3 separate regions of the Mus musculus genome follow, and all the other regions are linked to region 3. Evidence: chromatin contacts called from ENCODE Hi-C or POLR2A ChIA-PET data. All regions are on one chromosome and are shown on one strand. Each heading gives the region's core, a stretch centred on a gene start or an enhancer-like site at or near the end of the contact. The rest is flanking DNA. Distances are from core to core; before and after follow the strand shown. Region 1 holds the start of Gmppa (GDP-mannose pyrophosphorylase A). Region 2 holds the start of Stk16 (serine/threonine kinase 16). Region 3 holds the start of Dnpep (aspartyl aminopeptidase).

Region 1 (4,051 bases), core at 1,383-3,882, 120 kb after region 3:
TATAAAACTCAGGTGCCTGAACTCGTATCTTGATAAATGGAAAAAAAACAATTCCTCTCCCGTCCCCTTTGATCTGCAGTTTCCTTCCCACCTCCATTGGAAATGGCACGTGAACAGCTTATTCCAAACACGGAAGAGCTGAGGTAATTTATGTCAGCAGAGTGGTATCAAAATTGTTCTGATCAAAAGGTTTGCAGTACCAAGACTCGTAAACCAGTGTCTACAACGCTCCCACCTGGTTCCCTAGCCTACATTGACAGCACTCCACTCAAGCCCCGGAGAGATGATCTTTATCACAGGCAGTCTTGTGCCCCTATGCACAAGGGTATGCCCTCAAAGGACTTCAGCAGACCTAGAGGTTGGGGAGTCAATTATAATGTTAACCTTCAAGGGTGGTAATGACCATCCAGACCCTGTTCTGTCACAAAGATGGAAGAGAGGCACTGGGAAAACAGTGCAGGGGTTACCTCTTCCAATTTCCAGGTTAGGTGTCTAGTGGGATAAGGGAAAGGGGCAGAGATGGTGTGCTGGCAGACTGCACAGAGAGCAGGCCTCAGTTCTATTATGAGAGTTCTGAATACTGACCCAGCCTGGAAGGATGGGGGTGTTTCAGAAGGAACTGAAAGAGAAGGGTCTGCCTTGGCTTCTGAAGGACAAAGTTCTGGCAAAGGCAGTGTAGCCAAGCTGACGTAATGAATCTCAACTTTCCTGGACCTGTTTATCTGCTGGAGTTAGGATGCAAGGAGCTGTGCTATAGGCCTAAGTAGTACTGTCTCCAAGGATCCAGAGGTAGTGGTGGCTCTGGGAGTGCAAGATACTGATAACTGGCCATCTGGACCAGTATAGAGCATCAACGATGCCAACCAGTGCTCAGATTCCATGGGCATCCTTATGGAAGGCTCATGTGCTCTAGGTTCAGAACAGCGTCACCCTGTGGGCATCTGCAGTGGTAGTGTCCAGGCGGGAGTGCATTTGTAGCTGGGCCTAGTCCAGACCGAGTGAGGAGGAACCCACCCTCCACACTGACTGGAGGGCATGACAAGCCTAGCAATTTCCTCCCTTCCTTCAGGTCCTGATCCCACCCAGACTGAGAAGTCAGCCCGGGGCTCCCATCCTAGGATTCTAGGACCCAAGGTCACAGTGTGCGTGCGCCAGGATTTAAAATCTAGTTTTCTGGCTCCCAACCCAGGGCGCTTTCCTTACACAGAGCTGTCTCCGAAGCACTTGTGAGAGCTGTATCTCTTTTGATCTTCTACTTGACCCAGAGAAAAAGGGACAGGGATAAGTCCTGTTTAATAACGAAAGAGATAAAATGTAAAGGCTAGTCATCTGTCCAATAACATACTGTGAATTCAAATGCATCGTGTGGAGTTAGGGCCAGATATTCCTCATCTCATGGTGATGCTCGTGTCCTATGGTCAGGTTCCCCTGTCCTTTGTTGAGTCCATGCTAAGATATAAAAGGGACCTCAAAGACGCCATGGCAGCACTGACTGCCCACTCCATGTCTGCCAGACCAAGCACGGGTAGGACATTGAGGACCACGACAGGGAGGTCTAGGATCTGCAGCTAAGGCAGGGCTGAGACTGGGACCTGTGTAGTATTGTTCCCAGAAACTGGACTGCAAAGAATGAGCTTTATAATTAACGCTCATTACACACACAGATAAACTGACCCACAGATCTGCCCTCCGTCTCTCCACACCTTCCCCAGGGTGTAGAGATTGGTCCTAACACCACCAGCGCCTTACCATTCCCCAGGACTACCCCAGGACATGGCCCAAGGCTTCCTCAGGTGGACATGGCTTGAAAGGGACCATCAGACCTTTTTACCCTGGCTGCGATCCCAGGTGCTGGTGGGATCCAAACCCTCTTCTGCCTTGCTTAATAAAACTGCTTTCCTGGCTGGAGAGATGGCTCAGTGGTTAAGAGCACCGACTGCTCTTCTGAAGGTCCTGAGTTCAAATCCCAGCAACCACATAGTGGCTCACAACCATTCGTTAATGAGGTCTAACGCCCTCTTCTGGTGCATCTGAAGACAGCTACAGTGTACTTAGATATAATCTAAAAAACAAAAATAAAACAAAATTGCTTTCCTTCTGATCCTCCTCGTGCTTGTTTGTTTTGTTTTCCATCGCCATTTCCTCTCCCTGCCTGCCCCCCCCCCCATATTTATTCCAAGACCCACAGGCCAAGGTCACAGAATGTTGGAGTCACTAGGAAATCTGGAAAGCTCATTTTACAGGTAGTAGTCATCCGGAATAGGATTTCTCTCAGTGTCAAATTTCTCAGCTGGACAAATTTTGGAACTGTGATTGCTCCTTTTCTTTTGCTCAGTCTAGGCTCAGCCCCTCCAGGCTGTTCCAAAGCTGGCCACCCAGGGGATTGTCCTGTGACTTAGTGCTCCGCTGCCCCTGAGCCCATACTGGAAAAGCTTAGGTCTCAATCTCAAGTTTCCAGGCCTAACTTCTTAGCCCCCATCCTTACTCCTCTCTCTCCTCAGTTAAGCCTTGTCCTACGGTGACTTGACGGAACGCACCAGGTTTCCAGCACGTTTCCCAAGTGTCTTATTGGAGTTGGAGAGAGAACGTTTTCAAAACTACAATTCCCAGCAGCCCCCGCGAAAGAGCTCTCGCGGGTTGTAAGGAGACACGTACGCGGAAGGAGCAAGCAGTGGCAGGCGGCAGAGCTGGCGTAAAGGGAGCTAGTGGTAAAAGGATCTACATGGTGGAGGGGGTGGTGGGCAGGGTAAGGTGTAGCAGACGGACCCTGGACGTAGGGAGGGCTCACAGGGCCTGTCTTTCTCTCCTCATGCCCACGCTTGTGTTGGTTCTATAACCAATGGCTACGAGAAACTGACGTCTATTGGACTGACTCAGTTGTGGGGTCCAGGTCAGCAATCAATCTTTGGAATCCAGAGATTCCGCACCAGTGGTCGGTATGCGCACGGCTGGAGTAGTAGGCTCAGCGTTTGACATGTCAACGGAACCTGTCTTTTGATTCGAGCACATGTAGGTAGTTGTAGAATTCACAGTCAGCACCTAGAGGTGTTAGGGTTGGTGCTCATCAAATGCAGATTGATGTTAGTTCTGTACTTGGGGCGCATTCATAGGATTAAAATTAAATACCCAGAGCTCACTCAAGGTTTGTGGTTCCATATTCACCGCTGGGATTCGGAGTTGAACAGCTAGAAGGAGGAAGCAGTCATTTGCAAGGCACTGGGACTAGAGGTTTCAGGGTTTTGAGATCTGGGGTCAGAGAAGGGGGTCCGTTGAGTACCCGTGTTTACATAATTTGTTCACGGCCAAAGAGAAGTCATTAGAGATAAAAGGGAGGGCTGCAGGGTTTTGAAGCCATCTGAGTTCTGGATTGGGATGAATTTCGTGATTGTGTGCCCAAGGAGGGACTATACTGAACTTTTGTGTTTACATCCTAGGAAAGGACTATGTGTTGTAATTATTCTGTTGTGGTTTGAGGTTTAGGTAATAGCGCTCATCATGCTCAAAGCTGTGATTCTCATTGGAGGCCCCCAGAAGGGTGAGGAGATGGGGGACAGGGGAGCGGGTAGGCTGGAGAGGTCGGTGGGGTTGGGACACAAGGAAATAGGAAGCTAAAACGTTCTCCTGTCCTCTCAGGGACTCGCTTCAGGCCTTTGTCTTTTGAGGTGCCCAAACCTCTGTTTCCTGTGGCAGGCGTTCCCATGATCCAGCACCATATAGAAGCCTGTGCCCAGGTAACCCCACACTTCCTGCCCCTCTCCTTCATGGTGTGTGTCTGTCTTCCATTTCCCAGCTGCCATCTTTTCCCACCAACTACGGCTCCACGGGCTGCCATTCACAGGCGTCTGAGCACTGCTTTGGGCAGCCAGTCCTGGTGACTTCCCTGCCTCTTGCTGCTGCTCAGATTTCACACTTAGTTTTACAGTATGGAATGTGAAGCCAGGCAGGGATCTTAAAGAATAAGCTAGAGCCATAGCAGGGGGAATCAGTGATAAAGCGCAGAGCACCTATGCTGTAGCTCCTTTTCTTTATTGCTCCATTATTGGGATAGACA
Region 2 (4,479 bases), core at 805-3,304, 110 kb before region 3:
TCCCGGCTGCCATTAAAGTTATAGATCCCAGGCTCTGGCTCATGGTAGTTCCAAGGCACATAACTGAGAAAGGAAGATGTTAACAAGACCCAAAGGTTCCCTAGGAGACTCAGAACTTGCAGAGAAGCAGCTAGAAAGAGGTTCTGAGCCATTCTTTCTCACCCTTGCCTGAGGAGTCCTGGAGCTTAAACCCTTTCAAACCCAAGTCAGTTTTCCTGGGGAACCCCATTCTAAGGAAGAGGAAACCTCGCTTCCACAAAACTCTCGCGAGCACTTCTTACAACTGCACAGCGTTGAGGCCGCTCAACTGCATCTTGAGAAGCCGGTCGGCCCACAGAACCGGCGGTACTCGAAAGTAGTGCAGGCTGCCAGAAACATAGCGGAAGGGGACCCCATCCAGGAGGAATCTGTCATGTTCCCGATCCACAACGAAGGAGCGAGCTTCTGCCTGCAAGGGCGAAAGCCTGGCTCAGCAGAGGTCCGGAGTAAGGATCAGTGTCGGCCAAGTTTTAAAACTGGCCTTGTCGGTAGTTAACCATTTCTCCACTGCGGGATCCGTTTTCCTCTCCCCACACCCAGGCAGACAGTCCGACCCTTTGGGTTTACCTGGGACAGCAGCAGTAGGACCACAAGCCGCAGCAGCAGGGAAGGCAGGTCGGGTGGCATCTTCTGAGCTTACAAAGTTCTTCTATTCGGTGAGGGCTTTCCCACCCGTCACGTGTTGGATTCCTGGGAGGGAATCCGACATCAAGCAAAGGGGCGGAGACCACCTCAACTTTTCAGGCCGTTAACCCGGACTTTGCCTGTAGCCATCCACGGTCCACTAGTTTGTAAAATATTACTTCTCGAAGTGCTGAACCCGAATCAGTTCCATTAGCATCACCTGGGAGCTTGTTAGAAACGCAGAATCTCGGGTCCTACCCCAGACCTCTAGAATTAGAGTCTGTGCTTTAACAAACCTGCTCTTCTAAACTGAACTCTCGGAGGGCTGACAGGGTGTCTTAAATCTTCATGACTAGCAAAGGATCCGGCACATATCAGGTTAAATCTATATGCACGGGAGCAGTAAGGTTAAAACGGATTCAGAAACAGTGGAAAAACCTAGAAAATCTTCAGAGTGATCATGCTGTGGAAAGGGGTTACAAGAAGCCTGTCCTGGTCACTATCTTTTTTGGAGGTACACCCCTTTCCAATATATTCTGCCTGTCTAGGCAAGAGATGTGAAACAAACTGCATAGTTCATAGGCTTAGAAGTCTAATTTTCCACTTCTCCTGCCTTCACAGCCGTAGAAAATACTATTATTTCTGTTTATTGACACACATTGATATACGGCTGTTTCCAAAGTTGTACGAAAGACAACTCATTTAATTTTGAAACAACCCATGAAATAACTCTCATTCTCATCTTACACACGAGGAAAATGAAGGTTAGAAATAACAAGTAGCTGTCCAAAGTCACAACTAGCTCAGTAGAGCTGGGATTGGAACTAGTCAGTTTGGCCTCATAACTCACGACACTTAGCCGTAGGTACTGTCTTACAGCTGGGAAAAGTGAGGATCTGAAAGACTAAATAACTTGCAGGAGGCCACACAGCTAGGAGACTGTTAGGACCAGGTTTAGAAACGGGCACTCTAGTTTAAGGACACAGACACTAGCCAAGGCAGTGGAGTACAGGCTAGACCCCTGAGAGTGTTAAGGGGTCAGACCTCTTGGCATCTAAGGGTCAGCACCCGCCCTTCTCTGGTCCCTCCTCCAAGCTAGATTGTAGAAAGCCACTTTCTAACTCCAGCGCGCGGGAGCTATAAGACCTCCTACCTCTGACATTGGGAGACAGAGGTCCTAGGGGCCTCGGGCAGAGCCCTGCTTTGCTCCCCTTTGGTACTAGTCCCTGCGTCTTGACCCTTACTGAGGGCCAAGTGGGAACCCTCGGCGAGATAGAGAAACCAATACACCCCAGGTCTAGCCGGGCCCCAGCCTCTCACTTCCGGGTCCCCACATCCTCTTGCCGCCTCTTGTTGCTAGGATACAGCGGGCCGTTACTTCGACGCGGACTGATGATGTCATCCGGGCTTCCGGTCCCTGGCCCTTCGCACAGGCCGGAGACCGGTCGGTGTGGAGTTTGTAGTGGCAGACCCTGTGCTCGTTCCCGAGCGACGGAGGGTGGACTCGGCCAGAGGTGGGCTCGAGCCCCGCACCTCCTGCGCCGCCACCCCATGCCTGACGGGTGCGAGAGCTGGACCTGGCCGAAGGTGGGCCGGGGTTGAAAGAAGCGGCCTGGTAAGACGCAGCGTGGCCTGAGGCTTTGGGGTGCCAGAACTCAGCCTTCTTAGCGCTGGAGTCGCCAGGGCCAGTTTTCTTTAGACGTGAATATGGGTTCTTGGAGGTGAGCCTGAGCTCTCCTGGTTGGTACCTCCGTGGCTGTCTAGATTGTTCTTGAACCCGCGACTTGCTGTTTCCATTCCAGCATGACCCGCCGGGACCCCACCGCATCGCCTGGAAGAGCCCACTCTCCCTGGAAGGAAGACCATCCCTGAAGAGGATGACTGAGACGTTATGGGCCACGCACTGTGTGTCTGCTCCCGGGGAACTGTCATCATTGACAATAAGCGTTACCTCTTCGTCCAGAAATTGGGGGAAGGGTGAGTGTTTGGACGTCACTTAGCTAGACCCAGGTCGTTTAGAGACAGTGATAGAGTTGCAAGAGTGTTAGCCTTAGAGTCTACCCCACCTGACCGGTTAGCTGAACGGGTCAAGAAGTGGATTCTAGACTCTGGCCTCCTGGATCTACCTTGTGTGACCTTAAGTCAACTGTGGTTTCTTCTGCTTAAAAGGAGATGATTATAATGTCTCGCTGAGGGACTTGTGGAAACTCAGTGAGATAGTATATTCTTTAAAGCATGTCACCCAGTGCCTGACTCATGAGGACTTGAAATTAATTGAACACATTATGCTCAGACCAAAACCTCAGTGATTTCTGTGCCCCTGCTCTCGGGAAACGCAGATCCTAATGTCTTGAAACTATATGAGAGCTACATCTTGGGAGTGTTTCCACTCTGTGTAAGAGGCACTCCTCCCTAAGGGAATTCCTCTGGGTCCGAGCTATGTGAGAGATGACCATGGTCCTTCACTGTGACCCCTTTGGCCCACAGTGGATTCAGCTATGTGGACCTAGTGGAGGGCTTGCATGATGGACACTTCTACGCCCTGAAGCGGATCCTGTGCCATGAGCAGCAAGACCAGGAAGAAGCCCAACGAGAGGCAGAGATGCATCGCCTCTTCCAGCATCCCAACATCCTTCGCCTCATGGCTTACTCTCTGAAAGAACGAGGTGCTAAGCATGAAGCCTGGCTGCTGCTGCCCTTCTTCAAGGTCAGAGAAGCCTGTACTTACAGAGGGGATTGTAACATTGTGCAACCCCACCAGAGGCTCTGGGCAGGCAAACATAAACATTCTAGGAGCACATGCCCTGGTTTGGCCTTTTGTTTGTTTGTTTGTTTATTTGAGACAGGGTTTCTCTGTATAGCCCTAGCTGTCCTGGAACTCACTCTGTAGACCAGGCTGGCCTCGAACTCAGAAATCCGCCTGCTTCTGCCTCCCAAGTGCTGGGATTAAAGGCATGCGCCACCACTGCCTGGCTAGTTTTGGCCATTCTTAAGTTGGGGCTCAGAGGACTATAGGGTCCCCTGTGAACTTGACATCACACAAAGCCCCCAAAGGATCAGGAAGAGTGGCTATGGTAAAAGGGTGGGCAGACAGATACAAAATAGAGTCCTGGGAAGTAGAGGCTTGAAAAATGTCTCAGCACAGGGAAACTTGTATTGTAGAAAGGTACACTGTGGAATGAGATAGAAAGGCTGAAGGACCAAGGCAGCTTCCTGACTGAAGACCAGATCCTGCCGCTGTTGCTGGGTATCAGCAGAGGCCTTGAGGCTATTCATGCCAAAGGTTATGCACACAGGTCAGTGGGCGGGCCCTATGCATTTGATGAAGCCAGTGGGGAGGGAGCGCAGTGCCAAGAGAATTGGGGTTTCTCTGCACTTTCCATGGTGCTCCCTGGGATACCAGCTTCCCTGCCCAGGGCGCCTTTGGGTCATTTTCACTTCCCTCCAGGGACCTGAAGCCCACCAATATTTTGCTTGGTGATGAGGGGCAGCCAGTTTTAATGGACTTGGGTTCTATGAATCAAGCATGCATTCAAGTGGAGGGCTCTCGCCAGGCACTAGCTCTTCAGGTAAGAGAGTCTCCTGGTTTCTTTGGCCATCTCCTCCCCATCCCCAGATCATTCTGATGCATGCACCAATTTGGTCACATGATATGGCTTGTGCTCCACTTTTGAGCTCTGGGGACACTGTTCCAGGACTGGGCAGCTCAGCGGTGCACCATCTCCTACCGGGCACCTGAACTTTTTTCTGTGCAAAGCCACTGTGTCATCGATGAGCGGACTGATGTCTGGGTGAGGAGCTTGTGGGTGGGAACCT
Region 3 (4,109 bases), core at 1,535-4,034:
AGAGCAGCACAGTAATAGTGATGTCAAGGCTACAGTGCATGGGCCCTTCCCAGTGCCAACAGGGTGAAGGCCTGGCTAAGCAGCCATGTCTCCCCAGCTCTCGTGCTGCCTGGGCTGCTCTGGCTTCTCACCTGCAGGGCACAGAAGCAGCTGTGCAGATTGTCCAGTCGAGGAGCGAAGATGAACTCTTCATAGGCTCCACCCAGGACCTAGAAAGACAGGAGGAACACCTAAGTGCCCGGGCCCTCACCACTTCTCCCTGTTCCCAAGGGCCAGAGCAACTCTTGACTGTTGGCTCAGGAAACTATTCTTGCTGTTCAGCAGAGAATGAAGGCCAGGAAAGGGCATCCTACAGCATCTGACTTGTCTCAGAGGGGCAGGCCAAAGGAGGGCTAAGTGGTCAGTCACCAAAAAAAAGAAAAGCAGCCAGCGATGGTGGGGCACACCTTTAATCCCAGCACTTGGGTGGCAGAGGCAGGCGGACCTCTAAGTTGGAGGCCAGCCTGGTCTACATAGTTCCAGCATAGCCAGGGCTACACAGAGAAACCCTGTCTAATAAAAACAAAACAATGCCGACTAAAAGGAAGAAAACAGCTAACACAAACATAGGACCAAGGAGCCAAAGACTAGCAGCTCCCTACTTAGCACTTGGAAGGCACCAGGCCTCTTGCCCTCAGAGGTTCAGAGCAGACAGGGGCCATGTCACACATCACCCCCAGTCTCAGTAGGACGGTCTTCTGGGGAGATGCTCTGCTTATCTGGGAACTACTGAAAGCAGAGGAAGTGCCACCAACTGGGAAGAACAAGGATGAGACTAACTGAGGAGCTTCGGGGATATGCTATGGCTGACAGGGACCCTGGAGGACCCCACCACGAGGGCCTACAGCCACTCCTTACTGCAGGCTGGGTGTCTGCCAGGCAGAGCTCCATCTCCATGATGCTGTCAGGACTCAGGCCCAGATGGGTACAGAGCAGGGACATGAGGACCGAGTGGTGCCGCTCATCCTGTAAGGCAGGGGATGTTGGAAGGTGGACCTGCTCATCCTTTGCCCCTCTAGGGGACTGGTCTGCTCCCCTCTGCCCACCCTCTCCGGGCCAGGGGAGCTTCTTACAGTGGCACCGAGAGGCCCTGGTTCAGGAGTCCCTTTCTCCAGCTCTTCCTGAACTGCTGTGGCAAGAATAGGGACTCTGTGGGGAAATGGGTTGAGAGAAGGGAGAGGGACAGCCATGAACTTCTAGTCCTCCGACTGATTCCCAGCGCACTCCCCAAATGGATAGAACTGGTTTCCAAACGTGGAACTTGACCACTAAGGGGTGGTCCTCTGTTCCCCAGTGCCATATCCCACCCTCACAGCCATCACAACCCTGGCTCGAATGTGGACTCACAGGTGGATCTCTGTGTTGGGCCCAAAGTTCTCATTGATATTTCGCTGCAGATGGATGGCCAGATGTGGGATGCGCAGGATGGGCCGTTCTATATGGACGAGCCTCTGCTCCAGCCGGCCTGAGGTAGGGCACTGTGGCCAACCGGCCAGGTCAGAACTGGGCACCTCCCAAATCCAGCTGATAAAATCCCTTACTAAACCCAGAATAATCATGTCCCCTCTTCCCCACGAGGACTCTTCACTGGTACACTTAAGAAATGGGAAGACATTCAAGCTTCAGGCTGCCGGAAGTGAGAGCCTCCCCAGTTCCTAGCCCCTCGATACCACCTTGATAATGACGCGTCCAGCCAAGGTCAGGTCCCGGTCGAACCATGTGCTCCAGATCCCACCGCCGTAGGTCTCAACACCGACCTGGTGGTAGCCCACCTGGCTTCGGCGCGATTTGCGTTTCACCTGAGCGTAAGAATGAGAAAAAAGGGAATGTCTGAAAGACAACATCTGGAAGGGAGACTCAGGCAGTAAGTTATACAGAGCAGATAGCACATCAGTTGACAGCTGAAAGTGTATGTGGGGAACATGAGAGCATGGGGCGGGTCTACCTTCTTCCCGGGACCTTGGGATAGGGCCTTGCAAACTCTACCTCCAGGATCTCTTCTTCCCAACCGCCCCCCCCCACACCTCCCTTCAGTCCAAACAAGTCCTAACTTCTTACCCTGAGACAGGGACTGTCCGTGTGGGCCCCAATGAGGCTGAAGCCATTGCCAGGAACATACTGGCCCCCCACAGCAAAAGCAATGATGGAGGAGGAGTTTCTGGTTAAGAAGTACTGGGGGAGAGAGTTGAAAGACAGGGGCGTGAGTTGCTTTATGATCCGGGACACAGGCCTTTGCAATAGTGTCTGCCCCCACGCTATCCCTTAGTACCTTGTTTTCTGGTACGATATCCCAGCCCTCTGTTTCCTTGAGTTCACGGAAGCCAGCCTGGAGGAGGCGGCTGCGGCACTCAGCCACGACTGTAGGAAAAGGGCTCTCTCAGCGATGGAAGTTGGTCAAGTCACTCCCACTCCTAGCCTCCCTAACCCTGGTCACCTACCGTGGAAAGGAGAGGGACTCCGGTTCACGAACTTCAGGAGCTCTCGGGCTGTGGCCTGGATGGCCTCTTTCCGAGCCCTGCCGTTCATAGCCATCTACAGGGAGAAGTGGAGAGTTCAGGTGGCTGCCGGGTCTAGGATCCCTCTTTCAGCCCCCTAGAAATGAGAGCCCCAAGGCTCAACCTCTGCTTCCGAGGACTTCACTGGCGACAGATGTGGATTCCTAGCTCGATCGCTCTCGGCTCAAAGGTTCAGTCCCAGGGCAAGAGGACCTCCACCCAGTTTTGTCCCTGGAGTACAGGATCGGAAAGGCCCGCCCCCTAATCAGATAATCCACGCCCCGCCCAGCTAGGAAATCCCGCCTCCAAGAGGACCTCAAAGCTGGAAAGGCCACTAGCCGGCGCGCCACCGTGTCCGGAATCAAAGCACCACTACACCTGTCCCTTAGCCCCGTCAGTCACTAGACAGCCCTTCCGGCTCCGGGAAGGTCAGGCCACCTCGGAGGGTTTCAGTTTTACTTTGAAACCGGAGTACGCCCGTGTCAGCGCCGCCTTAAGCTTAGCTCCGAAAGGGCGCGCGGCCTGCCACCGAGCCGAAGTGGAGGCGGGACCGGCAACAGCAACACACCTGCATAGCCCCACCGCACTCCGCTCCAGGAGCCGGACTCCGGCCCGCCCCTGACGCTCCGCTCCTCCCTCCCGGATCAGGCCTCGCCTTCGCCGAGCTGTGGGCTCCGCCTCTCGTCAGGCCGCACCGGGACTCCGCCTCTACCAGGCCTCGCCCCGCCCCCGCTGCTCCGCGAGCTCCGCCCCTGTCAGGCCTCGGTCGGGTTCCGCCCCCTCCCGCTACTCGCTCAGCTCCCGTCAGGCCTGGTTCCAAACACGCTGACTGCTCTGTGCCAGTCAGGCCGCGTCCCGCCCTCACTACTCCGAGAGCTCCGCCCCTGTCAGGACGCGTTCCGGTTCCGCTCCCGCCTCACCGACCCGCCTTCCTCCAATCAGGCTGCGTTCTAACCACGTGGACTAGTCAGCTCCAGTCACACCGCGCCCCGCCCCACTGTTCCACTAGCTTTGCCCCGTTAGGAGCCACGTCTCATGACCCGCCCTCATTGCGCCACTAGCTCCGCCCCGTCACGCCTACTCTCCAGACCTTGTCTCCGCTGTCCGGGCTTCCTTGGCAGGCCCCGCCCCTGATGCCTCTCTCGCCCCGCCTCCATCAAGTCGAGTCCTCCAGGCGTTGACCCCCCCCCCTCCGCCCTTTCCTTTGTCAGCGGCCTCGAAGCCGCTGCGAGGCGTTCCGCTCCTGGAGCACCCTCAGGCAGGACGGCCCACCGCGGCGGCGGCAGCGCGCTCTAGCGCCCCGGTGGTGTTAGCACAGCCGCTGACTTCCATGAGTTTATGTTATGATAAACGTTATCGTATGTAATTCTCACAATTTTACTGTCAGCATTTTGTAGACAACGGAATTATGAGAGTAATCTGTCTCTAGTTACAAATGGATGGCACAGCTGGGCTTATGACTCCATAAATTAGTGTGCAGAGCCTAGAACAACTGCAAGAGACTTTCGTAGGCTTTTTTCTATCCTCTTTGGTTAAATGTTATGCTACTTAGTAGGTCTCAGAGGAACACAGAAG

The links. Hi-C counts contacts between places; a loop is a spot of excess contacts on that map. ChIA-PET counts read pairs that join two places held with the same protein, here RNA polymerase II (POLR2A).
Region 1: a map of v-Abl transformed pro-B cells shows a loop between it and region 3 (1.8-fold over the local background). The contact joins the promoter of Gmppa here to the promoter of Dnpep in region 3. A Hi-C loop is called at or near these places in 1 of 37 maps with a recorded cell type or tissue (v-Abl transformed pro-B cells). POLR2A ChIA-PET finds 5 or more read pairs at or near these places in 3 of 5 experiments (Patski and embryonic stem cell).
Region 2: a loop to region 3 is called in a map of heart, with 2.6 times the contacts of the local background. The contact joins the promoter of Stk16 here to the promoter of Dnpep in region 3. A Hi-C loop is called at or near these places in 3 of 37 maps with a recorded cell type or tissue (T-helper 1 cell, T-helper 17 cell and heart). POLR2A ChIA-PET finds 5 or more read pairs at or near these places in 4 of 5 experiments (Patski and embryonic stem cell).

What each region holds. Positions count from the first base shown.
Region 1 is chr1:75,433,304-75,437,354 of GRCm38, forward strand. It overlaps Gmppa (GDP-mannose pyrophosphorylase A), which reads left to right and starts at 2,633. Exons shown (of 13, transcript NM_001357170.1): 1 at 2,633-3,009; 2 at 3,475-3,535; 3 at 3,634-3,731. The coding sequence starts at 3,496.
Region 2 is chr1:75,208,775-75,213,253 of GRCm38, forward strand. It overlaps Stk16 (serine/threonine kinase 16), which reads left to right and starts at 2,055. Exons shown (of 8, transcript NM_011494.5): 1 at 2,055-2,278; 2 at 2,466-2,640; 3 at 3,151-3,370; 4 at 3,826-3,959; 5 at 4,112-4,232; 6 at 4,359-4,454. The coding sequence starts at 2,555. It overlaps Glb1l (galactosidase, beta 1-like), which reads right to left and starts at 1,981. Exons shown (of 17, transcript NM_029010.2): 1 at 1,817-1,981; 2 at 607-729; 3 at 282-448; 4 at 1-63. The coding sequence starts at 666.
Region 3 is chr1:75,314,233-75,318,341 of GRCm38, forward strand. It overlaps Dnpep (aspartyl aminopeptidase), which reads right to left and starts at 2,785. Exons shown (of 15, transcript NM_016878.4): 1 at 2,659-2,785; 2 at 2,478-2,571; 3 at 2,309-2,397; 4 at 2,098-2,211; 5 at 1,713-1,838; 6 at 1,387-1,517; 7 at 1,113-1,188; 8 at 898-1,005; 9 at 132-209. The coding sequence starts at 2,571.